Linked DNA regions of Homo sapiens: region 1 is linked to region 2. A link is a loop called in an ENCODE intact Hi-C map of the cell type or tissue named here. Cell type or tissue: testis. All regions are shown on one strand. Each heading gives the region's core, and the rest is flanking DNA. Links, peaks and the distances in the headings are about the cores only.

What was found. Hi-C counts contacts between places; a loop is a spot of excess contacts. Peaks named below come from ENCODE experiments on the same cell type or tissue, not always from the same donor. Only the 100,000 strongest peaks of a DNase experiment are listed, where the experiment ranks them.
Region 1: a loop joins it to region 2, with 3 times the contacts of the local background. A loop is called at or near these places in 8 of 110 quality-filtered maps.

Annotation. Positions count from the first base shown.
Region 1 is chr4:40,038,640-40,050,787 of GRCh38, forward strand. It overlaps the pseudogene LOC344967. Among named protein-coding and RNA genes, the nearest start is that of N4BP2, 12 kb to the right of the region's middle. In testis, for the core only: no CTCF peak of the experiment used is centred there; no DNase peak of the experiment used is centred there; H3K4me3 peaks cover 955 bases.
Region 2 is chr4:40,223,117-40,235,264 of GRCh38, forward strand. The region is part of intron 1 of RHOH (ras homolog family member H); the gene reads left to right. Among named protein-coding and RNA genes, the nearest start is that of RHOH, 32 kb to the left of the region's middle. RefSeq lists an enhancer at 4,413-4,462. In testis, for the core only: a CTCF peak has its summit at 6,065 (motif pointing right); no DNase peak of the experiment used is centred there.

The DNA of each region.
Region 1 (12,148 bases), core at 1,820-9,819, 180 kb before region 2:
GAAGGCATGAGTGGTCCTGTAGATGGGTTTTCTGTCTTGGTGGCTGGAAGCTGATAAAGTTCTTCAATGGGGTTCATGGCTGCATTCTCAATGCCAATTCACAGGACATATCATAGAATGAGGACTGGACAAATGTTTATTGAACTGAACAGGACTGAGTTTGAAACACAACTACATTATGATTATATCATTTTTTCTACCTATGTGGCCTTAGGCTTGTTACTCATTCTCTCAGTGCCTCCATTTCCTATGAAATGGGAATATAATCCTAGTTGTTGAGGCAGAGATTAATAAGTATTCAGCCAAATCTGTTTCATTTTCTTTCTGGGCACACAGCTAAATCATACTTTCCTGCCTCCAATTCTGTTAGGCTGACCAGCACTTCACTGGCTCTGAACACATGTTTGATGAAAGAGTATAACTATTGACATGCTCCATTACAAACTTTGTTGTGTCACCAGTTCTTCCGTATCTTGATCCAAGATGACATCTTGTCTGGCCATGGAGGTGGTTAAGACTAAATGAAAATTTCCAAGAGATAATTTGTCATAAAGGATATGACTTGCTTTACACAGAACCAGCTGCTAATGACTAACCCTTCTTTAATTATGAGCCATGGAGAACAGTCATGCATTAAAAATTCCTTGACATTCGATAGACCCGGAAGAAAATAATAATTCACGGCCGGGCATGGTGGCTCACGCCTGTAATCCTAGCACTTTGGGAGGCTGAGGCCGGTGGATCACCTGAGGTCAAGAGTTCAAGACCAGTCTGGCCAACATGGTGAAACCCTGTCTCTACTAAGAATACAAAAATAAGCTGGGTGTGGTGGCGGGCACCTGTAATCCCAGCTACTTGGGAGGCTGAGACAGGAGCATCACTTGAACCCAGGAGGCGGACGTTGTAGTGAGCTGAGGTTGTGCCATTGCACTCCAGCCTGGGCAACAAGAGTGAAACTTCATCTAAAAAAAAAAAAAAAATTAGCTGGGCATGGTGGCATGAACTAATCGGGAGGCTGAGGTGAGAGAATCCTGGAGGGAGTGGGAGTCCTGGAGGTCTAGGCTGCAGTGACCCTGTCTCCATCAAAAAAAAAAAAAAGGAGAGAGAGAGAGAGAAAAGAAAACAGGAAAAATTAGACGGCCAGGCATGGTGGCTCATGCCTGTAATCCCAGCACTTTGGGAGGCCAAGGAGGGCGGATCACAGGGTCAGGAGTTCGAGACCAGCCTGGCCAATATGGTGAAACCTCATCTGTACGAAAAATACAAAATTTAGCTGGGCATGGTGGTGCGTGCCTGTAGTCCCAGCTACTTGGGAGGCTGAGGCAGAAGAATTGCTTGAACCCAGGAGGCGGAGGTTGCAGTGAGTCGAGATCGTGCGACTGTACTCCAGCCTGGGTGACAGAGCTAGACTCTATCTCAAAAAAAAAAAAAAAAAGAAAGAAAAAATCAGAAACATTTTGCTGGAATGTTTCCTCCTTTTTTGTGCCCTCGGATTCCCCCACTCAGCTAATTTGAGGACATAGGATTATAAGAAAGGTGTGAGGACTGGGGAGTGTGTTGTAGTTAGAAAATGGGAAAATTGAATTGCAGCTAATACAAACTTGCTGGCTAGGTTATAGTACCTTGGATTAAGCCTTTATGGTTTAGAATTTGAACCTCAACATTTCCAGTTTAATAACATGGTCAAGTCAGTTATATGAATGAGTTAAATGAATCCATGGATTCTCATGCCAACCAGTCTTTTGTGAGAATATATAAACCAGAATGTTAATTTGCTACCTCATAATAAGAAATGTAACCAGACAGCAGATTGTATATTCAGATTGTATATTTATCAGCCGCTTGAGATTTTTTGTTTTGTTTTTGAGACAGGGTCTCACTCTGTCACTCAGGCTGGAGTGCAATACGATCTCAGCTCACTGCAACCTCTACCTCCTGGGCTCAAGCCATCCTCCCACCTCAGACTCCTGAGTAGCTGGGTCTACAGGCGCAAGCCACCATACCCAGCTAATGTTTTGTATTTTTGGTAAAGATGAGATTTTGCCATGCTGCCCAGGCTGGTCTCGAACTCCTGGTCTCAAGTGAACCACCCGCCTGGGCCTCCCAAAGTGCTGGGATTACAGGCGTGAGACACCACACCTGGCCTGCTTGAGATATTCTTTCCTTGCAGGATAATCTACATGGGAAGCCTAGTTATCCTCAGATTTTCTGGTAAACAGGAATCTGGAGCAAGAAGAATTAGCTCGGTAATCATAAAAGACCAGTGTTATCTAATTACGATAACCGAATGCAATCATTTCAGCCTTAAGAATAGAATTGCTCAGAGAGGGTTGCTTTTTCTCTACCGCGATTTTCTTTCATGTGAGTTGAGCTGGAGTGATGCACTCCTTGCTTTCCCTTTATCCATTGTAATCCAAGGCAGAGAGTAACTCATCTGATTGGTAAATCAGGAAGAACAACTTAGGTATGCTTGCCTCATTTCCTCTCATTTCCCTCAAGAGTACACACTTCCTTTGGGATTTAAGCATTACTTGGTCCAGTGTGTTCAGTGTTGTCCAGGGCCAACTTCTTCATTAGGCACAGCAGGCAGTGCCTAGGGTCAATTATACCCATAGTGCCTAGGGTCCATGAAAATGTTTCAATTTCCTTTAAAATCAGAAGAAAAAAATTGAGGCTGGGTGCGGTGGCTCAAGCCTGTAATCCCAGCACTTTGGGAGGCTGCTGCTGTAGGATCCTTTGAGCCCAGGAGTTGGAGACCAGCCAAGGCAATATAGTGAGACCCCATATCCTTGTCTACAAAAAATTTAAAAACTGGCTTGGTGTGGTGCTATGTGCCTTTGATCCCAGTTACTCGGAAGGCTGAGGTGGGAGAATCCTTGAGCCCAGGAGGCTTAAACTGGAGTGAGCTGAGATATTGGCACTACACTCCAGCCTCCTAATGGTGCGATCTCTGCTCACTGCAACCTCCGCCTCCCGGGTTCAAGCGATTCTCCTGCTTCAGCCTCCTAAATAGCTGAGGTTACATGTACACTCTACCATGCCCAGCTAATTTTTGTATTTCTAGTAGAGACAGGGTTTCACCGTGTTGGCCAGGCTGGTCCCAAACTCCTGACGTCAAGTGATCTGCCCACCTCGGACTCCCAAAGTGCTGGGATTACAGGTGTGAGCCACTGCACCGGGCCCAAATCCTCCTATATTTTGTACTTAGCCAAAAGAAAAATGAGAAAACCCAATGACATTATGCTATAAATTATGATTGATTTCTGATTTGGAACAAGTTTTTGTTGTTGTTGTTTTGAGACGGAGTCTAGCTCTGTTGCTGAGGCTGGAGTGCAGTGGCTCAATCTCGGCTCACTGCAACCTCTGCCTCCCGGGTTCAAGGGATTCTCCTGCCTCAGTCTCTTGAGTAGCTGAGACTACAGGCGCACACCACCATGCATGGCTAATTTTTGTATTTGTAGTAGAGACAGGGTTTTCACCATGTTGGTCAGACTGGTCTCGAACTCCTGACCTCAGGTGATCCACCCGCCTCAGCCTCCCAAAGTGCTGGGATTACAGGGTGAGCCACCGAGCCCAGCCCAAGGCATGGTTTTATATATTAAAAAGTCGCTGGCCAGGTGTGATGGCTCACGCCTGTAATCCCAGCACTTTGGCAGACTGAGGCAGGTGGAATACCTGAGGTCAGGAGTTTGAGACCACCCTGACCAACGTGATGAAACCCCATCTCTACTAAAAATACAAAAAATTAGTCAGGCATGGTGGTAGAAGCCTGTAATCCCAGCTACTGGGGAGTCTGAGGCAGGAGAATTGCTTGAACCTGAGAGGCGGAGGTTGCAGTGAGTTGAGATCATGCCACTGCACTCCAGCCTGGGCAACAAGACCGAAAGTCTGCCTCAAAAAACAAAACAAAACAAAAGTCACTGATGTTACGTGATATTATTACATTCAGAGAGCAAGTTGGGATTACAAATAACATTTTTCCAGGTAAATCAGTATATTCTTACGCTTATTTTTTTTTTTGTCTTTTTTTTTCTTCCTTTTTGTGGAGAACGGGGTCTCACTATATCGCCCAGTCAGGTCTTGAACTCCTGGGTTCAAGCTATCCTCCCACCTCTGCTTCCCTGAGAGCTGGGATTACAGGCGTGAGCCATCGCGCCTGGCATAAATCAGTATATTCTTAGTTTTTTCCCCCTTATCTACATTAGTTACCTGATTAAAAATCCTGGATATTTGAGTTCTAGTTTTTTTTTTTTTTTTTTTTTTTTTTTTTTTTTTTTGAGACGGAGTTTTGCTCTTGTTGCCCAGGCTGGAGAGCAGTGGCATGATCTTGGCTCACTGCAACCTCTGCCTCCCAGGTTCAAGAGATTGTCCTGCCTCAGCCTCCTGAGTAGCTGGGATTATAGGCGCCTGCCACCACGCCCAGTTAAGTTTTGTATTTTTAGTAGAGATGGGGTTTTGCCATGTTGGCTAGGCTGGTCTTGAACTCCTGACGTCAAGTGATCCGCCTGCCTCAGCATCCTAAAGTGCTGGGATTATAGGCGTGAGCCACCGAGCCAGGCCTCAAAGCCCTTCTCGTCCTGGGTCTCCGGCACGAGCTGGGGCATGGGCAGCGACCTGCCTTCCTGGCTCAGCGACACTTAGGTGAAGACACTGGCGGCCCTGTAGCGCTTCTGAGAGCTGTCCACAACACAGTCGGCATCCACCAAGACCTCGATCTCTACGGACTTATTGCTCGTGAAGGTCATGCGTCCGGAGATGGTCTTGATGCAGCCTTTTCTGATCTTGTTGTCAAAATTAATGGCCTCCATGGAGGCTGTGACGAGGTTGGTCTTGCAGTGGCGTGCAGCCAAGATCCCGGCGACCTCGTCCATGACCTTCATGGTCACCCCTTCATGCACGAAGCTGTGCAGGGTACAGTCTGAAGGCCCCACCAGGTGGATCAAGCTGGACTGGCTGTAGCTGACAGTGTTCGGCTCTGGGTTGAGGACTGGCTGGACGATGTCCCCGTTCCTCCAGTTGGTCTCCATGCGCTCCAGCTTCTGGGTTTTGTACCGCTTCTGGCCCTCCTCCTCCTGCTCCTGCCGGAAATACACAACAGGAGGCTCTTCGAGGACCTTGTCCACGTTCGTCAGCGACAGGGGCGCATACCAGAGGGTGGCCTTATTGGTCAGCTTTTTGGCACCTGTGAGGATGTTTTCGGACATCATGTTGACCTGCACCTCCACAGAGTGCTTGGAGGTGTAGGTGATCTCCGCGCTGACGTGGGCCACCTCACCGATGCACATGGGCCACAGGAAGTGGGTGCACTCGACCCGAGCCAGAGCGGCCACACAGCGATCCCCGTTCTGCGGATTGCAATGCCGGGTGCTGATGATGGCGCCCGCCTCTTTGATCATCTTCAGGATGGTCCCGCCTAGACATTGCGGGCCACATTAGCGTCCGCATAATCCGGCAGATCTGGATGGCGGTCGGCGTCTTGATGTCTGGGCCAGACATGCTGGCAGCTGTGGCGGTGGCTGCAGGAGGGCGCAGGTGTCTGGCAGGCCTGGCGCGGAATTGAGTTTTAGTGTTGAGAAAATTAAAGTTTTGGTTGTTAAAATGATTGCAGTTTTAGCTAACTTCAATTTTAAAATTCACCAATAATAAAACTATTATTTATCAATAAGTAGAAACGAGTTAGAAAATATTCAATCCCTTCAATTCAGATGGAGAATAAACTAGTATTTTTCGAACACCTGACACATATCGAGCGTTTACTTAGGTATTTGCATCTATAATGCAATTTAATTCTTGCAACTGTCCTGGCCGGGCACAGTGTCTCAGGCCTGTAATCCCACCATTTTGGGAGGCTGATGAGGGAAGATCGCTTGGGCCCAGGAGTTCATAGACCAGCCTGGGCAACATAGTGAGATCCCCATCTCTAAAGAAAACTAAACAAAACAAAACATGTTCTTTTTTTTTCTTTTTTCTTTTTTTTAGACAGGCTGTCACTCTGTCACCCAGGCTGGAGTACAGTGGCGCGATCTTGGCTCACTGCAACTTCCACCTCCCAAGTTCAAGCAATTATCCTGTCTCAGTTTCCCGAGTAGCTGGGATTACAGGCTCTTGACACCAAGCCTGGCTAAAAACCAGTCCTTTAAATTTAGCATCCTGGCTGGGTGCGGTGGCTCACACCTGTAATCCCAGTATTTTGGGAGGCCGAGGCAGGTGGATCACTTGAGCTCAGGAGTTTGAGACCAGCCTGGGCAACATGGCAAAACCCCGTCTCTACCAAAAATACAAAAGTTAGCCGGGCATGGTGGCATGTGCCTGTAGTCCCTGATACCTGGGAGGCTGAGGTGGGATGATCCTTCGAGTTCCAGAGGCAGAGGTTGCAGTGAGCCGAGATAGTGCCAGTGCACCCCAGCCTGGGCAAAAGAGTGAGACCCTTTCTAAAACAAAAAACAAACAAAAAAATTAGCATCCTTATCCCCACTGTAGAATTAAAGAAATTGAGCCTAGGAGCAGTTAAGTATCTTTGCAGAGATCATACATTAATGGGATGGCAGAACTAAAAATATGGATCTACACCTAAGATTTAAAAGCCTGTATTATTTTCCACTTCACCATACTACTTCTGTTAGTAAAAATAACAATGATGATGCTTTGTATCTGTCTTACCTCACATAAATTATAACAAAGCTCCTTAAGGACAGGGGCCATGTCTTATACTTTTATGATATCCCTAATGAATTTTCAAGAAATATTGCTTGAATGGTATGGTTGGTTCCTGGTATTTAAATAATGTTATTCAATTTTTCAATGGTATTTCAATGATAGAAATAAATTACGCTTTTTTAACCTTAGTATTTATAATGCAATTATTCTGACTTATTTCACATGAGAGACAATTTTATCATCCAGTTTAAATTCATCTTACATAAAAAATGTGTGAACAGGCCGAACACAGTGGCTCACGCCTGTAATCTCAGCAATTTGGGAGGCTGTGGCAGGCAGATTGCTTGAGCTCAGGAGTTTGAGACCAGCCTAGGGAGCACGGCAAAACCCTGTGTCTACAAAAAATATAATTATTAGCTGAGTATGGTGGCACATGCCTGTGGTCCCACCTATTAGGAGGCTGAGGTGGGAGGATCACCTGAGCCCAGGGAGTTTGAGGCTGCAATAAGCTGTGATCATGCCAGTCTCCAGTCCAGGAGACAGAGTGAGACTGTCTCAAAAAAAAAAAAAAAAAAAAGCATAAACATATATGCAGCTTTTTTTGCTGCCATTCTGTCATTTTTTGGAGTGTATGATATTTTTGGAGCATTATGATATCATGCTTATATAAAATATATTTAATATATTTAACTTCATTTGCAGGCTATTGAACTCTAGGAGTTGCCTTATGAATACCATTCTGGGACTTTGAGGATTTTCCTAAGTACTTTCCGTCTGTTCAGTACTGGGAATAATAATATAAAATAAATAGTAAGAGGATAGTACTATCTATAGCGTTGAAAACACTGACAGAGAAATGGACTTTGCCTTCAGAAAGGTATTAGCCTCAAAGGTTTAAGTAGTCCTAGAACTTGGAAACATATATCTTTTTTCCTTTTTCTTTTTTCTTTTTTTTTTGAGTCTTGCAGAATTAGCTAGAATGGAAACCCATATTTGAATGTACTAAAATAATTATCACAAGGACTCTTTACCCTGGGATTGGTGCTCTTGCCCTGGCCCTAACGCCTTTCCTTTCAAAACAGAAACCAGACCAAACCAAACAAAAATGTCTCACACTCCTCAAACTCCATTCTATTTAGCAACATTCAGCATTTATCTTTCAGGCAGGTCATCACCAAACATTGAAAAGTCTAACTTCTTAGGCAGGGACTGAGAGGAAAGTCTAGTGGGTGGAATGTGTTACTTGGCCCCAGGCCCAGCTCATATTTTCCATGAACAAACACCACCTTAGCTTAGGGTGAATGTCTTTAACGACACCTCTGGAGCTGGCCTCCCTCAATTTAGGAGATTTTTTTTTTTAAAGTACAATCAAATTTTGAGAACCTAAATAATTTCATTACAAAGAACTTTACATTTCCTTTTAACAAGCATTTACAGAAAAATTACTATGAGGTCAGGCGCAGTGGCTCACGCCTGTAATCCTAACACTTTGGGAGGCCAAGGCACGTGGATCAGTTGAGGTCAGGAGTTCAAGACCAGCCTAGCCAACATGTCAAAAACCCATCTCTACTAAAAATACAAAAATTAGCCGAGCCTGATGGTGCATGCCTGTAATCCCAACTACTTGGGAGGCTGAGGCAAGAAAATCGCTTGACCTAGGGGTGGGAGGTTGCAGTGAGCCGAGATCACGCCACTGCATTCCAGCCCCGGTGACAGAGCGAGACCCTGTCACAAACAAACAAACAAAAACAAAAAAGAAAACCTGCTATGACAGTGAGATTTCTTTGGATGCAACTATCAAGAAACAACTCAAGTTAGCTTAGGCCAAAAAAGGAGAGATTTATTATAAGAATATAGGGATGTTTCGAAGAAACCAAGGAGAGAGATGTAGCTGGCCCCAGGAAAGGCCAAAAACAAGTTGTTGAGAGCCCAGACATTATCTTCTCTCCATCTCTCCAATATCTCTTCTCTGCTTGTTTCTTCTCTCTCGAGCAGCTTCCTCTGCTACCCTGGCCTGACGTAGAATATAGCTGCCTCCAACTCCTGAGTTAATCCTATACAAGCTCAGCAGCACAAAGAAACTGAGAATCGCAAATCTTTTATATTTTTACTTAAATGCTATTTATTTTTACACAGCAAATAGATTTTTTTTTTAAGAGATGGGGTCTTGCTCTGTTGCCCAGGCTGGATGCTCAAGCCATCCTCTCACCTCAGCCTCCAAAGCAGCTGGAACTACAGGCACACACCACCGTGCCCAGCTAATTAAAATTTTCTTCTTTCTTTTCTTTTTTTTTTAAGACCAGGCACAGTGGCTCATGCTTGTAATCCCAGCACTTGTGGGAGGCCGTGGCAGGCTGATCACTTGAGGTCATGGGTTCGAGACCAGCCTGGTCAATATGGTGAGACCTCATCTCTACTAAAAATACCAAAATTAGCTGGGTGTGGTGGTGCGTGCCTGTAATTCGAGCTACTCAGGAGGCTGAGGCAGGAGAATCACTTGAACCCAGGAGGGGTTGAACCTGGGAGGTGGAGGTTGCAAGGTGAGATTAGATTGCACTACTGCACTCCAGCCTGGGCAACAAAGTGAGACTCTGTCACAAATTAAAAAAAAAAAAAAAAAAAATTGGGGCTTGGCGTGGTGGCTCACGCCTATAATCTCAGCACTTTGGGAGGCCAAGGTGGGCAGATCACTTGAGGTCAGGAGTTTAAGACCAGCCTGGGCAACATGGTGAAACCCTGTTCTATACTAAAAATACAAAAATTAGGGCCGGGCGCAGTGGCTCATGACTGTAATCCCAGCACTTTGGGAGGCTGAGGTGGGCGGATCACCTGAGGTCAGGAGTTCGAGACCAGCCTGGCCAACATGGAGAAACCCTGTCTCTACTAAAAATACAAAATTAGTCAGGCGTGGTGGCGCATGTCTGTAATCCCAGCTACTTGGGAGGCAGGAGAATCGCTTGAGCATGGGAGGTGGAGGTTGCAATGAGGCAAGATCGTGCCATTGCACTCCAGCCTGGGCAACAAGAGCAAAACTCTGTCTCAAAAAACAAAACAAAACAAAGCAAAACAAAAATTAGCCTGGCATGGTGGCAGGCACCTGTAATCCCAGCTACTCTGGAGGCTGAGGCAGGGAGAATCGCTTGAACCTAGGAGGTAGAGGTTGCAGTGAGCCGAGACGTGCCATTGCACTCCAGCCTGGGTGACAGAGCGTGACTCTGTTAAAAAAAAAAAAAATCAGCTTGGTGTAGTGGCGTGTGCCTGTAATCCTAACTACTCGGGAGGCTGAGGCAGGAGAATCACGCAGCGAGACTCCGTCTCAAAAAAAAAAAAAAAGGGCGGGTGCAGTGGATCACGCCTGTAATCCCAGCAATTTGGGAGGCCGAGGCAGGTGGGTCACCTGAGGTCAGGAGTTCGAGACTAGCCTGGCCAACATATTGAAACCCTGTCTCTACTAAAAATACAAAAATTAGCTGGGCGTGATGGTGCACATCTGTAATCCCAGCTACTCGGGAGGCTGAGACAGGAAAATCCCTTGAACCCAGGAGGTGGAGGTTGCAGTGAGCCGAGATTGCGCCACTGCTCTCCAGCCTGAGCGACACAGTGATACTGCCTCAAAAAAAAAAAAAAAAAAAATTGGTACATTAGCCTGGCATGGTGGTTTGTGTTTGTAGTCCTGGCTACTTGGGAGGCTGAGGCAGGAGGATAGCTTGAGCCCTAGAAGTTAGGCTGTAATGAGCTGACATCGTGCCACTGCACTCTAGTTTGGGCAATAGAGCAAGATCCTGTCATGAAAAATAAATAAATATATAAAATTGGTTCAGTGAAAAGTCTCTTCATCCTCTTTCCTCTAGCCACCATTTGCTTTCTCAAAAGCAATTAATGGAGCAGTTTGTTCTATCTTCTTCTTGAGATATTCTATGTATATGTGATAAAAGCCATCCATCCATCCATCCATCCATCCATCCATCCATCCATCCATCCCATCCATCCCATCCATCATCATATCTTTCTACCTACCTACCTATCTATATTTATCTATCTTTTCCTCCTCTCCATTTTTTTTACACTAATGGCAGCATACCATACACACAGTGAGCAATATATCTTGGAGATGGTGCAGTATGAACATTTAGAGTGACATCATCCTCTTATATTGTGGCATTCTGCTCTTTTCATCTAACATACTGCATTTAACCAGTTCCCTGTAGGTGGGCATTTAGGTTTTTCCCCCATCTTTTGCTATATTACAAACAATGCTGCACATATGTAATTTAAAAATATGCTTAAGAGTAATTTGTATTTCTTTTTCTGTGAGCAGTCTTTTTTATAATGTGTCCATTTTTTACTATTGGGTCGTTAGTCTTTTCCTTATTGATTTCTACATGTTTGTATATTAGAGAAATCAGCCCTTTGTCTCCGATGTGAATTGCATTTTTTCTTGTTTATTATTTGTATTTTGATTTTACTAATGGTCTTTGTCCCAATTCTAAAATTTCCCTGGAAGAGACTAATTGGATTAAAACACCCACTCTTGGTTAACTGTGGTGAAGGAAGTAGAGTGATTTTTCAAAACCCTGGAGTCTGGTCCTGTAGAATTGGGGGAAGAGGGTACAACTGACTAGGAAATTGTAAGCTAGGAAGGTACCCTAAAAGGAGTTTAGTACATTTCAATGTGTAAGGTATGTTTTCTAGTTACTGTGGATACATATTTTGTCTAGGGGAAGAGAGTTCACAGTTTTAGCAAAGATACAGACCAACAAATAATCATCACTGCAATTAAGAGAAGTACACAGACATTGCTGTGGGCATAGAAGAAATCATTCTCTTTGGGAGGCCAAGGTGGGAGGATCACTTGAGCCTAGAATTTGAGACCAGCCTGGCCAACATGGTGAAACCCTGTCTCTATGAAAATACAAAAAAATTAGCCAGGTGTGGTGGTACACACCTGTAATCCTAGCTACTTGGGAGGCTGAGGCAGAATTGCTTGAACCTGGGAGACAGAGGTTGCAGTGAGCCAAGATCATGCCACGGCCCTCCAGCCTGGGTGACTCTCAAAAAAAAAAAAAAATAAAATAAAATAAATAAATAAATAAACCGTTCTATTTGGGGCATCCAGAAAAGCTTTACAGGATAAAAGGGCATTTGGGTTGGGTTGTAAACACAAATGAAAGTGAATGACTAGGTTAGCCAATGGTTCAACATCCCTGGAAAGGATGTATTGTGAGGTGTGTGATTGTCTCAAATAGAGGAGTAATATAACTGACAGAAGAATGTTAGCAGGTATGGTTACAGGATGTATAGTTTCCCTATTGGCAAGTGATAGGCAAGTGATATGAAAACTTGGCTGGGTGCGGTGGCTCATGCCTGTAATCCCAGCACTTTGGGAGGCCGAGGTCGGTGGATCACCTGGGGTCAGGAGTTTGGAGATCAGCCTGACAAACATGGTGAAACTCCGTCTCTACTAAAAATACAAAAATTAGTCAGCTGTAGT
Region 2 (12,148 bases), core at 2,298-10,297:
AATTTCTTGAGACAGAATCTACTTCTGGTGAATATACTGTGAAAACTGTTGAAATGGCAACAAAAGATTTAGAATATTACATAAACTTACTTGATAAAGCAGTGGCAGGGTTTGAGAGGATTAGCTCTAATTTGCAAGAAGTTCTGCTGTGGATAAAATGCATTTCATGCTACAGAGAAATCTTTCATGAAAGGAAGAATCAATCAGTGTGGCAAACTTCATTGTTGTCTTATTTTAAGAAATAGCCACAGCCACTCCAACCTGCAGCAACCACTACCCTGATCAATTGGCAGCCATCAACATTGAGGCAAAAAGATTAGGACTTGCTGAAGGCTCAGATGATTGTTAGCTTTTTTTTTTTTTTTTTTTTTTTAGAGAGGGTCTTGCTCTGTTGCCCAGGCTGGAGTGCAGTGGTGCAATCATAGCTCACTGTAGCCTCCCGGAGTCAAGTGATCCTCCCACCTCAGCCTCCTGAGTAGCTGGGATTACAAGTGTGCATTACCATACCTGGCTAATTAAAAAAAAATTTTTATCTAGACAGAGTCCCATTGTGTTGTCCAGGCTGTATTGTTAGCATTTTTAAGCAATAAAATATTTTTAAATTAAGCCATGTATACTTTTAGACATCATGTATAGTGTAAACATAACTTGTTTTTTTTTTTTTTTTTTTTTTGAGATGGAGTTTCGCTCTTGTTGCCCAGGCTGGAGTGCAATGGCACGATCTTGGCTCACTGCAACTTCTGCCTCCTGGGTTCAAGCAATTCTCCTGCCTCAGCCTCCCAAGTAGCTGGGATTACAGGCATGTGCCACCATGCCTGGCTAAGTTTGTATTTTTAGTAGAGACAGGGTTTCTCCATGTTGGTCAGGCTGGTCTTGAACTCTCGACCTCAGGTGATCTGCCTGCCTCGGCCTCCCAAAGTGCTGGGATTACAGGCTCGAGCCACTGCTCCTGGCCAACATAACTTTTATGTGCACTAGGAAACAAAAAAAACTGTGTGACTCACTTTATTGCAAGATTCACTTTATTGCAGTGGTCTGGAACTGAACCCGCGATATCTGTAAGGTATGTCTGTATATCATACCCTTCCTGGGCAATACGAACAGGCTGACCTAATTCCTTCTAATGCTGAGTGGATTCTATCGAATGGATATGGCATAATTAATTTAACCCCTGCGTCTTAATGGACCTTTCAGATCTTTCCAGTTCTTTTTTTGCTGTCGTGAATAATGTAGCAATGGAAATTCTTGCATATCTTGACTACTTGTGTAGACACATCAGTACAACGTGTTGAAAGAATTGGAATTGCTGGATTAAAAGGTCTCCGCATTTAAAAGTTTAATAGATACTGGCAAGGACTTAAAGGATGGAGTGGTGCAAGGGGTCCCCCCTAAGTACAGGAAGTAAGGGGGTATATCATTTATATAGAATTTTAAAACAGTAATAAAACCAGTGTGGGTCTGTTTTTTATTATCACCATGCGCTGGCAGTGAAAAAGTCAGAGTAAGTTCTTAATGGTGTGTACAGCTTTCACTAGAGCTTTGGGGCCAAGTTGCATCTTCAGCTTCTATGGCACAGCATAGTCCTGAGTTTAAGCTGCAGATTAGACATAAACAATGATAGCACAGTGATTGTAGAAACCCCGGAACAGAACTCGAGTTACCTCAATTCCGTTATTCTCTCAGAGTTTTGTATTTAAATTTGAAACAACAAAGGAGAATGCAAACTACAAAGTATAATTAATGCTGATTGGTAAGTGCAAGTTTTAATTCATACATGAAATATCTTACTGAATTATTGTTATTATTTTTTAGAGACAGGGTCTCACTTTGTCATCCAGGCTGGAGTGCAGTGTTGTGATCATGGCTCACTGCAGCCTTGATCTCCTGGGCTCAAGCCATTCCCTGTCTCAGCCTCCTGAGTAGCTAAGGCTACAGGTACATGCTACCATGCCCAACTAATTAAAAGAACTTTTTGGTAGAGATGTTTGTTCATTTTTGTTTTTTGTTTGTTTGTTTTCAGACAGTCTCACTTTGTCACCTAGGCTGGAGTGCACTGGCGAAATCGGCTCACTGCAACCTCCACCTCCCAGGTTCAAGTGATTCTCATATCTCAGCCTCCCAAGTAGCTGGACTTACAGGCATGCACCACCACACCCGGCTAATCTTGCTGTGTTTCCCAGGCTGGTCTCAAACTCCTGGCCTTGAGCAATCCTCCTGCCTCGGCCTTCCAAAGTTCTGGGATTATAGATGTCGGCCAGTACACCTGACCTGAATGATTTTTTTAAAGTTCAATTAAAAAAAAAAGTAACTTGTTTCTTTTAAAGCTAAAGAAGGAATAAAAAATAAACAGTCTGTTCCTGATTCTTACGCATTGCTAGGAAAATAATTTTGTCACCTAGAGGAGAGAGGTTGATAGATGATCAGTTGTGGGTGTCAAATACACGAAGGACGCCGCTGGATTCTGTTCAAGTGCGCTCTGCAAAGATGGTGGTCTTCTGCTCATCAAATGGTGTGTGAGAGTGTCTGACTGAGGAAGAATCTTTAAAATGCTGTAAGAAATCAGGCTTGTAGTAAGAAGGAAATCACCCACCAGCAGAAAAATGTATTTCCGGCCTTTCTTCCTCACCCTCTGCCACTGTTTTAGGATTGCTCAGTTTCATCAAGGTTTGAAGGATAGGCAGGCTCTCACTAAGAGAGAGGTAGGGAGAGGGGAGGTAGAGACCTATGAATGGGCTCAGAGGCTGGACTGCCAGAGTCTGAACCCCAGCATCTCTTCTCATTAGCTTGTCATCTTGGACAAGGTACTTTACTTCTCTGTGCCCTAGTTCCCCCAGCTGTAAAAATGAGACAAAAATGATATTGACCACATGCAGTCTTGTTGTAATGATTAAAGGAGGTAATTTTTATAAAGCACTTCAAACAGCGTCTGGCAAATGTGTTTATTGTTATCCTTATCTGCTAAGGGCCAGGCATTCATCTAGGCATGGGAGATAGATTCTTTTCAGTTGCCTTAAAAAAAAAATCCTGCAAACGATGCATGATTAATTCACATTTTGCAGTTGTAGTTATGTGACTTGCCCAAGGTTATACTGCTGCTCAGCAAGGGAGATGAAAATCTAACCGTGACTGTCTGGGTGCGGTGGCTCATGCCTGTAGTCCCAGCACTTTGGGAGGCTGAGGCGGGCGGATCACCTGAGGTCGGGAGTTCAAGACTAGCCTGACCAACATGGAGAAACCCCATCTCTACTAAAAATACAAAATTAGCTGGGTGTGGTGGCGCATGCCTGTTATTCCAGCTACTTGGGAGGCTGAGGCAGGAGAATCGCATGAACCCAGGAGGTGGAGTTTGTGGTGAGCCGAGATCACGCCATTGCACTCCAGCCTGGGTAACAAGAGTGAAACTCCATCTCAAAAAAAAAAAAAAAAAAAGAAAAAGAAAAAAATATCTAACCGTGACTGTCAACTCCACAACATGGGCCCTTTGCAAACAATTGCATATCGGCAGCCTTACACACTGAAACTAAAACTAAATCACCTCACTCCTTCCAGTGCTCTGGGCTGCATATCCAGAACAAATTATTAAATGCCTTGACTTCTTTTATAGCTTAAGCAATCTGCAAGTTAAGGGGTTATCCTACTTCTAGAGAATGCTGGAAAGCTTAATGATTTCTCCTAAAAAGAGATGATCCATCTCGAAGGAAGTGGATGAGAAAGGGAACAGGTGTTTAAAAAGTATTTTTATATTAAAACTGGGAGCTGTGGCTGGGTGTGGTGGCTCACGCCTGTAATCTCAGCACTTTGGGAGGCCAAGGCAGGTGGATCACTTGAGGTCAGGAGTTCGAGACCAGCCTGGCCAACATGGCGAAATCCCGTTTCTACTAAAAATACAAAAATTATCCGGGTGTGGTGGTGCATGCCTGTAATTCCAGCTACTCGGGAGGCTGAGACACGAGAATCACTTGAACCTGAGAGGTGGAGGTTGCAGTGAGCCGATCTCGCCACTGCACTCCAGCCTGGGTGACAGTGAGACTCTGAAAACAAGCAAACAAAAAACAAAAACAAAAACAAACAAAAAACATTGACAGCTACCTTTTGAGTAAAAAGCCATCAGTACACAATAAAATCTTTCTGTGGGAAAAAGGCAAAGAAATAAAGGTTGCTACTGTGTGAATAATTTGGCATGTCTATCTAGCTATATGAGCATTGTGCTTAAAATATTAAGGAAATTAAGTATGGGCTATACAATGTAGGCATAATGTGTATCTGAAAAAATCCTGTGTAGATGGAAAGTGTGCTGACTCAGCTGGTTCAGTTTCTGGGCCTCGTGTGGGCCCCCAGCAGCTTAACCACTTCTCTCAAGTCCTTGGTTTCCTCATGGGAGAAATGAGTATGTTGAATTAGATGACCTTTCAGGCATCTCATCATGCTGAGTTTTTTTTCCGCAGCAGGGAACATGCTACTTTACATTCTGTTTAGGGTTTGCTCAGTGAAGGGGGAGTACCAGGAATCTGGGGAATTCCCAGAATACCTGGGCACTATATATATATATATATTTGCAACACATTTAATCATAAAAGATTAATATCCTTAATCTCTAAAAGGATTTTAAAAGTCATTAAGAAACAATGACCGTCTTGCTGGAAAAGTAGGTAAAACTGATGACTTACAAAAGAAAAAATATATGTTGTCAAGAAACAGATGAGAAAATTTTAATCTTCACCAGTTGTAAATGAAATGCAAATGAAAACAAGTCAAACTTGCAAATATTATACCCAGTGAGAGTTGATAGAGAGATGCAGTGATAGGCCCATACATGGAATATAAATTGGTTCAATTTTTTATCTCTTCTGTTCCAGCAGTTGCTCTCATATCTATTTATCCTAAAGAAATAATCATATATTTATATTAAAAATATTCACTCAATGTTGCTATAGTGAAAATAAGGAATTATTAAACTATCCAACAGTAGGCAATTGGTTAAATAAATGATGCTATATTTACATAATGAAATTTTATGCAGCCATTTTCTATGTCAAGAATCTTGACATAGAATGTTAAATTAAGACCTAAATGTTAAATTAAGAAAAACAAGATGCCAAACTGCATATAAAGTATGGTATTCTTAGTTTTGGAAAAAAATGATGCACTGAATAAAAAACCCCAGAAAAATGTATGCTAATATTTTACAGCTTTTGGTTCTAGGTGGTAACTGATTTTTATCTTCTTTGGATCAGTGTTTTCGAAATGTTCTATAATGTGTATGTACTACTTTTATAATCAGAAAATAGGATATATAGAAATGGTCTGGAAAAAATGAGGAGAGAAGTTACAATAGGGAGGTCATCTTCAATCTGTTTGGACCAGCAAGTAAAAGCAGGAAATGCTGTCCACCACCAATGGCTTAAATATGTGTGTTGGATGGTGGTGGTGGTTGGTGGTTCTGGGGTTGGGGATGGGGGGAACCTTGAGATGTGATGGTTTTCTTAGTCAGAGATGGTGCTTTACAGCTGGGAAGTATCTTGAACTTGGTGGAGGTCTATCCAGACATCAGGCAGATTTCATATTTTCACAGACAAAGGCTACGTTTACGTCTAAGGGGAAAACACAAAATACTAAGATAGAAACCTCCAAAGCCCCCTCACCTTTTCAGACAACAAGAACCCCCAGGGCAGAGGGTCTTCCTCACTCTCAGAGTTACTTTGACTTCTCATCTGGTTTCGTGTGGGTAATGCATTTTCACTCTTGAGTTTCTTTTCTTTTTAAGGTATTTTCATTATGACGTTTGTTCTTTTGCAAAGAGCTAATTCTGCAGAATTCTACCCAGGGAGGGCCGAGGGAAGTTAGTGAAGGTAACGATACCAGTTAGAAAGTTGAGTTTGGGTCATCTCAGGGGCCTCCTTTGGCCTCCTTTGGCTTATGTTCTAGAGATGGCCCTTACTTCCCAGGAATAGATAGTGATGTCTTACTGAGTTGCAGGTAGAGTCTGTATTGAAGCGCAAGATTTTCTTCCCTGACTTGTCTGGGAATCCTTACCCAGGACTGTGGCTTTCCTCTTCCATATCCCTCCACCAGGAGGCAGGCTCTAAGCCTCTGTGCTGTCATCCTTTTGCCACTTCCATGAACATGCCTTCAAATACTTGAAAAAGTCACTATAGCGTAAAGTATACTTTTCTCTTTTGGTGATGCTTTTCTGCATTTTCTCTATAACCAGAGAGTAAGAATAAAACTACAGCTTGGGACCTGGCGCGGTGGCTCACACCTGTAATCCCAACACTTTGGAAGGCTGAGGAGGGTGGATCACCTGAGGTCGGGAGTTTGAGACCAGCCTGACCAACATGGAGAAACCCCGTCTCTACTAAAAGTACAAAATTAGCTGGCATGGTGGCACATGCCTGTAGTCTGAGCTACTCGGGAGGCTGAGGCAGGAGAATCGCTTGAACCTTGGGGGTGGAGGTTGCAGTGAGTTGAGATCTTGCCATTGCACTCCAGCCTGGGCAACAAGAGTGAAACGCCATCTCAAAAAAAAAAAAAAAAAGAAAGAAAGAAAACAAAAGCCCCCACGCTTTAAAACTTTTAACACGAAAAGTTTTGAAGCTACACCAAAGAGGAGAGAATAGGCTAATATACCCCTGTATACCCACCACTCAACCTCAATAGTTCTTAACACTTTTCCAATCTTACTTTATCCATTGTTTTTGCTTGTTTTCTGGAATAATATAAAATAAATCCCTGACATCTTATTGATTTTCCTCATCAATACATCAACATCTCTATCAGATAAGGGCCTTAAAATACAATTGACAAATTGATTGATAAATAAGGACCTGACAATACAGTTATCACCTAACAAAATTAGCAATAGTTCTTAAATGTCATCTAATACCCAGGCCATATTCATATTTATTTGAATATCTAAAAGAATATAAAAAGGACTTCTTTTTTTTTTGAGACGGAGTCTCACTCTGCCATCCAGGCTGGAGTGCAGTGGCACGATCCCCCCTCACTGCGACCTCTGCCTCCTAAGTTCAAGCGATTCTCCTGCTACAGCCTCCTGAGTAGCTGGGATTATTAACCACCATGACGGGCTAATTTTTGTATTTTTAGTAGAAACGGGGTTTCGCCATGTTGGCCAGGCTGGTCTAGAATTCCTGACCTCAAGTGATCCACCTGCCTTGGCCTCCCAGAGTGTGTGAATACAGGTGTGAGTCATGGCACCCGGCCTGGACTTTTTTGAGTCCAGGCCTCCCTCTGTTGTCCAGGATGGAGTGCAGTAGTGTGATCTCAGCTCACTGCAGCCTCTGCCTCCCAGGTTCAAGCGATTTTCCTGACCCAGCCTCCCGAATAGCTGGGACTACAGGCACAGGCCACCAGGCCCAGCTAATTTTTTTTGTCTGTGTTTTTAGTAGAGATGGGGTTTCGCCATGTTGCGGCTAGTTCAAGACTATCCGCAACATGGCAAAACCCCATCTCTACTAAAAGTGATCCACCCCCCTTAGCCTCCCAAAGTGCTGGGATTACAGACGTGAGCCACCGCGCCTGGCTCTCAGCCTGGACTTTTAAAACTCTTATGAGTAAGAAGAAAGAAGAGGTGGCTTGGGGCTGAGGATAGCTATGAACAGCTGTGATTCAGGAGGCAGAATTATTCAGCTTTGCTCATCTCCTTTGCAAGGAGGAGAGAATGAAACAGACCTTTAAAAGGGAATCAGAAGTTGGAGTTAGTGCTTCTAGGAATTGTAAACGAATTCAGCAGTGTAGACCTAGAAAAATTTTCAGAGTCACTGATAGGGATTCACAGAAATTTTCTGTAGCTTCAAGGGACCAGCCCAGCCTTTTTGTTCCCTTCTGAGACCACATTAAAAAGACAAAACAACATACAGGAAGCACTTCTTCAAAACTGCGCAAATAGCACATGCGTATCGTGGACACATTTTTAAATGCACTTAAGCAAGGAGAAGAAAATGGGAATCACATACAACCCCAGGACCCAGAGACAAGCCAGTGGGCACCACTCTAGACATTTTCACAGCTCTGGAATCTCCTGTACAGGCCATTTTGAAACCTGCCATTTTGAAACCTGCTTTCCACCCATTTAGCTTAGGAAGCCTTTTCCTGTGTCTGTGAATAGACCCGTACGATGTTATGTTAATGGATTTCAATATAGGAGCAAATTGGTTTGTGCAAGACCCACCTATTCTTAGGTGATTTTTTTTTTTTTTTTTTTTGCTATACATAACATAGAAGAGAACATGTTTCTAGCTAAAGATTTCATGTCAAAGCTCATGGGAGAGGAAGATGACCCTGGCTACCCCACTTCTCTTCCCCTTCATTCAGTAAACGATAGCCTTGTCATATGACGGCAGCCTGTGGCTCTCCTGAAAGCGCTCTGTCTCTTCAGCAGGCCCCCCAGTGGGAAACACCCACCTCTTCATGGATCTCACAGATCTGTCTCTCTCCTCTGGTGCTGCCTATGTTTGCCAGCAGCTTCTCCCAGGCCCCCAGGCCTACAGCCTCAGAATCACCTTGTTTCAGGCCTGCGTGTCAGTTCCGCCTCGTGGATGTTGCTGGGGCTTCTCTCCCTCTTTCTTGTCTCACAGCATCTGCTCTGGATAAAGTCATCCTTGATCCCAACGGCAGGAGCCTCCCACTTGCCTCTTTGGTCTTTCCCACCTGCAATCCAGCCTAACCTGCCACAAGAATGAGCTTCCTACAGCCCAGCTTGATCTCCCATTCTGGGCTCCGCCTTTTAGCCCAACTGAGCTGCCTCTCACCCTTCTAGGTGCCCTAGGTTTTTCCTTCATTGCTCATGTTTCTCTTTCTTCTCTGTGCATCTCAAGCTCAGTGGTTTTAAGGGTCATGTTCTAATACCATGGCCTCCACAAAGCCTTCCTTGATTCCTGCTAGTTGCAGGTAGCACCTTTTTCCCTTTGTTGGCACTTTATTTGTTCCTCCCTCAGATCCTTGCTGAAGTTTATGTCTGGTGTTGCCATTAGACTGTAAGTTTTTTTGAAGGCAGAAGCTGTGTTTTCTTTAACTTGGCTTCAATGCCTGACACAGAGTAGGTGCTCAAAGAGGTTAGTAACATTTAAGTTAAAAGAGAATGGATTGGTAACAGTTTTTTTATTTTTTGAGACAGGGTCTTGCTTTGTTGCCCAGGCTGGAGTGCAGTGGTGTGATAATGGCTTACTGCAGCTTCAGCTTCCTGGGCTCAAGTAATCCTCCTGCCTCAGCCTCCCAACTAGCTGGGACTATAGGCATGCTCCACCATGCCTGGCTAATTTTTTTTTTTTTAGTATAGACTTGGTGGTGAGGCACCGGAGGCGGGGGGCAGGGGTCTCATCATGTTGCCCAGGCTGGTCTTGAACTCCTGGGTTCAGGTGATCCTCCTGCCTTGGCTTCCCAAAGTGCTGGGATTATAGGCAGGAGCCACTGTGCCTGGCTAGTAACATTTTATGTGCCAAAGACCCAGGGATTTTAATTGACTGTTAACTGATTTTAACTGGAGTCAGCTGGAGCTAATAGTGTGCTGTGGCTGCTGATGAGCAGAAGGCAACCTTGGATTGTATAAAATCACAGGCTCATCTCCCATAATCCCTCCACCGGCCACTTCCTGCTCCCCACTGAGCAGCCCACAGTGCAACCTCCCTGAACTTCTTCTACTTCCCCAAATCAAACATGTATTTTCATGCCCCTGGGCCTTTGCACATGCTTCTCCCCACCCCCAAAGCCTTTCTTCTCTGTTGCTTATCAAAATCTTACTCATCCTACAGATCAGCTGTCACCTTTTAAATGCGGGGCTCCCAAATCACCACTCCTTTCTCCCATCTCGAGAATTAATGCTCCCTCTCCTGTGTGTCTGTAGTACTGGTTCATATCATCATCATCATAGCAGCTACTATTTGCTAGTACCTGTTTTGTTCCAGGCACTGTTTTAGGCTCATGACATACACTAGCTCAGAACCATCTTACGACAACCCCTCAAGGTAAATTATAATAATGGTAAATACTTCTACGGTACTCACTCTGTGCCAGGCACTATTCAATGTGGTTTACATGCACTACCCATTTAATTCTGTACAACCACCTTGTAAGGTAGGTATCATTATTTTATTTTAATTTTTATTATTAAAAATAATACCATCAACCAACTCACACCAGGTAGGCACCGTTATTATTGCCTATTTACAATTAGGGAAGAGGGGCTTAGAGAAGTTAAGTGACCTTTATGAGATCACATAGCCAGTGGGGCTGAAAGGCAGTATGGTTCCAGAGTCTGTGCTGTAGACACTATGCATAGTTGACTTTGTTGTCAAAGGAACCGAAGGTCAGAGACGTTAAGTAATTGCCCCAAGGTCACACATTTAAGTGGCAGACATTGGAGCCAAACCCAAGCCTGCCTGACCCCAGGTCTACATGCCCCTTCTTACTCTGAACTACCTTTCTGTCTAGTAGGAGTTGGCAAACTTTTTTGTGTAAAGACCAAATTGAAAATATTTTAGGCTTGGTTGCAACTTTATGTTGCAGCGAGAAAGCAGTCATAGGCAACATGTCAATGAATGGGCATGACTGTGTTCCAATAAAATGCTATTTGTGAAACCTGAAACTTGAATTTCATATAATTTTCACATGTCATAAAATATTTTCCTCCTTTGGATTTTTTTCAACCATTAAAAAATGTAAAAACCACCTGTAATCCCAGCTACTTGGGAGGCTGAGGCAGGAGAATCGCTTGAACTTGGGAGGCAGAGGTTGCAGTGAGCCGGGATCATGCCACTGCAGTCCAGCCTGGGCGACAGAGTAATACTCCCTCTCAAATAAAATAAAATAAAATAAAATAAAATAAAATAAAATGAAATAAAATGTAAAAACCATTCTCAATTTATGGCCCTACAAAACCAGGTGGCGGGCTGGATTCAGCCATGCGTGGGCCATAGTTTGACAACCTTACTTTATAGCATCGTGACATTATAGAATGATTAGATAGGCATGATTTGCCTTTTTGCTCTCTTTTTCCTAGAACAGTTCAGCTCAGGCCCCAAACATGGATACCCAACTGAGAAAACACGAGTCTTTGGTAAACAAGATCCACATTCCCTAAAAGAAGTTCAGAGACCACGTGTCCTTCCCTGAGCACACCTCTTGGGGTTGCACCCTCAACTCCAAGCAGTTTTTCAGGCTATTCCAACTATTTTGAGAAAAGAAGTAGGAAATGCATTTCCCCATCACTTTAGTTTTGAGATGAGTTTCTAAGGGTGCTCTGGGTGGTTGCCTAGCTGGCTAGTCTTGTATTTGACTCTGAAATTGAACCGGACTAAGAACTCTAGACCTCAGGCAACGATTCCTTGATTGTGCTCCTGGGAGTGGAAGAGACCAGTCAGGGCAGAGTTGCTGGACCAGAGGAGGGGAAGGGGACCACGGTCCCGGTGTGATTGGGGACCAGAGGGCAGGACACACGGCTCAGAGAGGCTTCAGAGCTTAATATGTTGAAATAATAAAAGGCTTCAGGACTTGGCAATGTTTTGTTTTAATTCAACTATAAAGGGGTTTAATATGCTTCAGGCTTAGGAACATAAATACTGCTTAACATTTTTTATTCTGGTGAACTTATGTTAAAAGTTGCAAATCAGCATCTTTTTTTTTTTTTTTTTTTTTTTTTTGTAGAAACAGGGTCTTGCTATGTTGCCCAGGCTGGCATTGAACTCCTGGCCTCAAGTGGTCCTTCCACATCAGCCTCCCAAAGCACTGGGATTACAAATGTGAGCCACTGTGCCTGGCCAAGCAAACCAGCATCTTGCAAACAAACTTTCAGAACAAAATCTGTTTCAAACAGAGATGATCTATGTATGAAAGTACACTGACTTAAAAATGATTTCTTTCTGTGGTTTTGAGAGAAAATCTAGTGATTATTTGTAGCAATTAGCAACACAGTAGGGGGAATTATTAAGATAGGATTCAGATTGGTGAAATAAATTCTTGCAAGTAAAACTTAAGATAAAATGCCACTTGAGAAGATGTTCACCACAAAGGTGGTAACCTTATTTTTAAAAATGCTTTTTATTGAAGTTTTATCTACATACAGGAAAGTGAACACCACGTGGGTATACAGCTTGGTGGATTTTCACAAACTGCACACACTTGTGGAACCAGCATC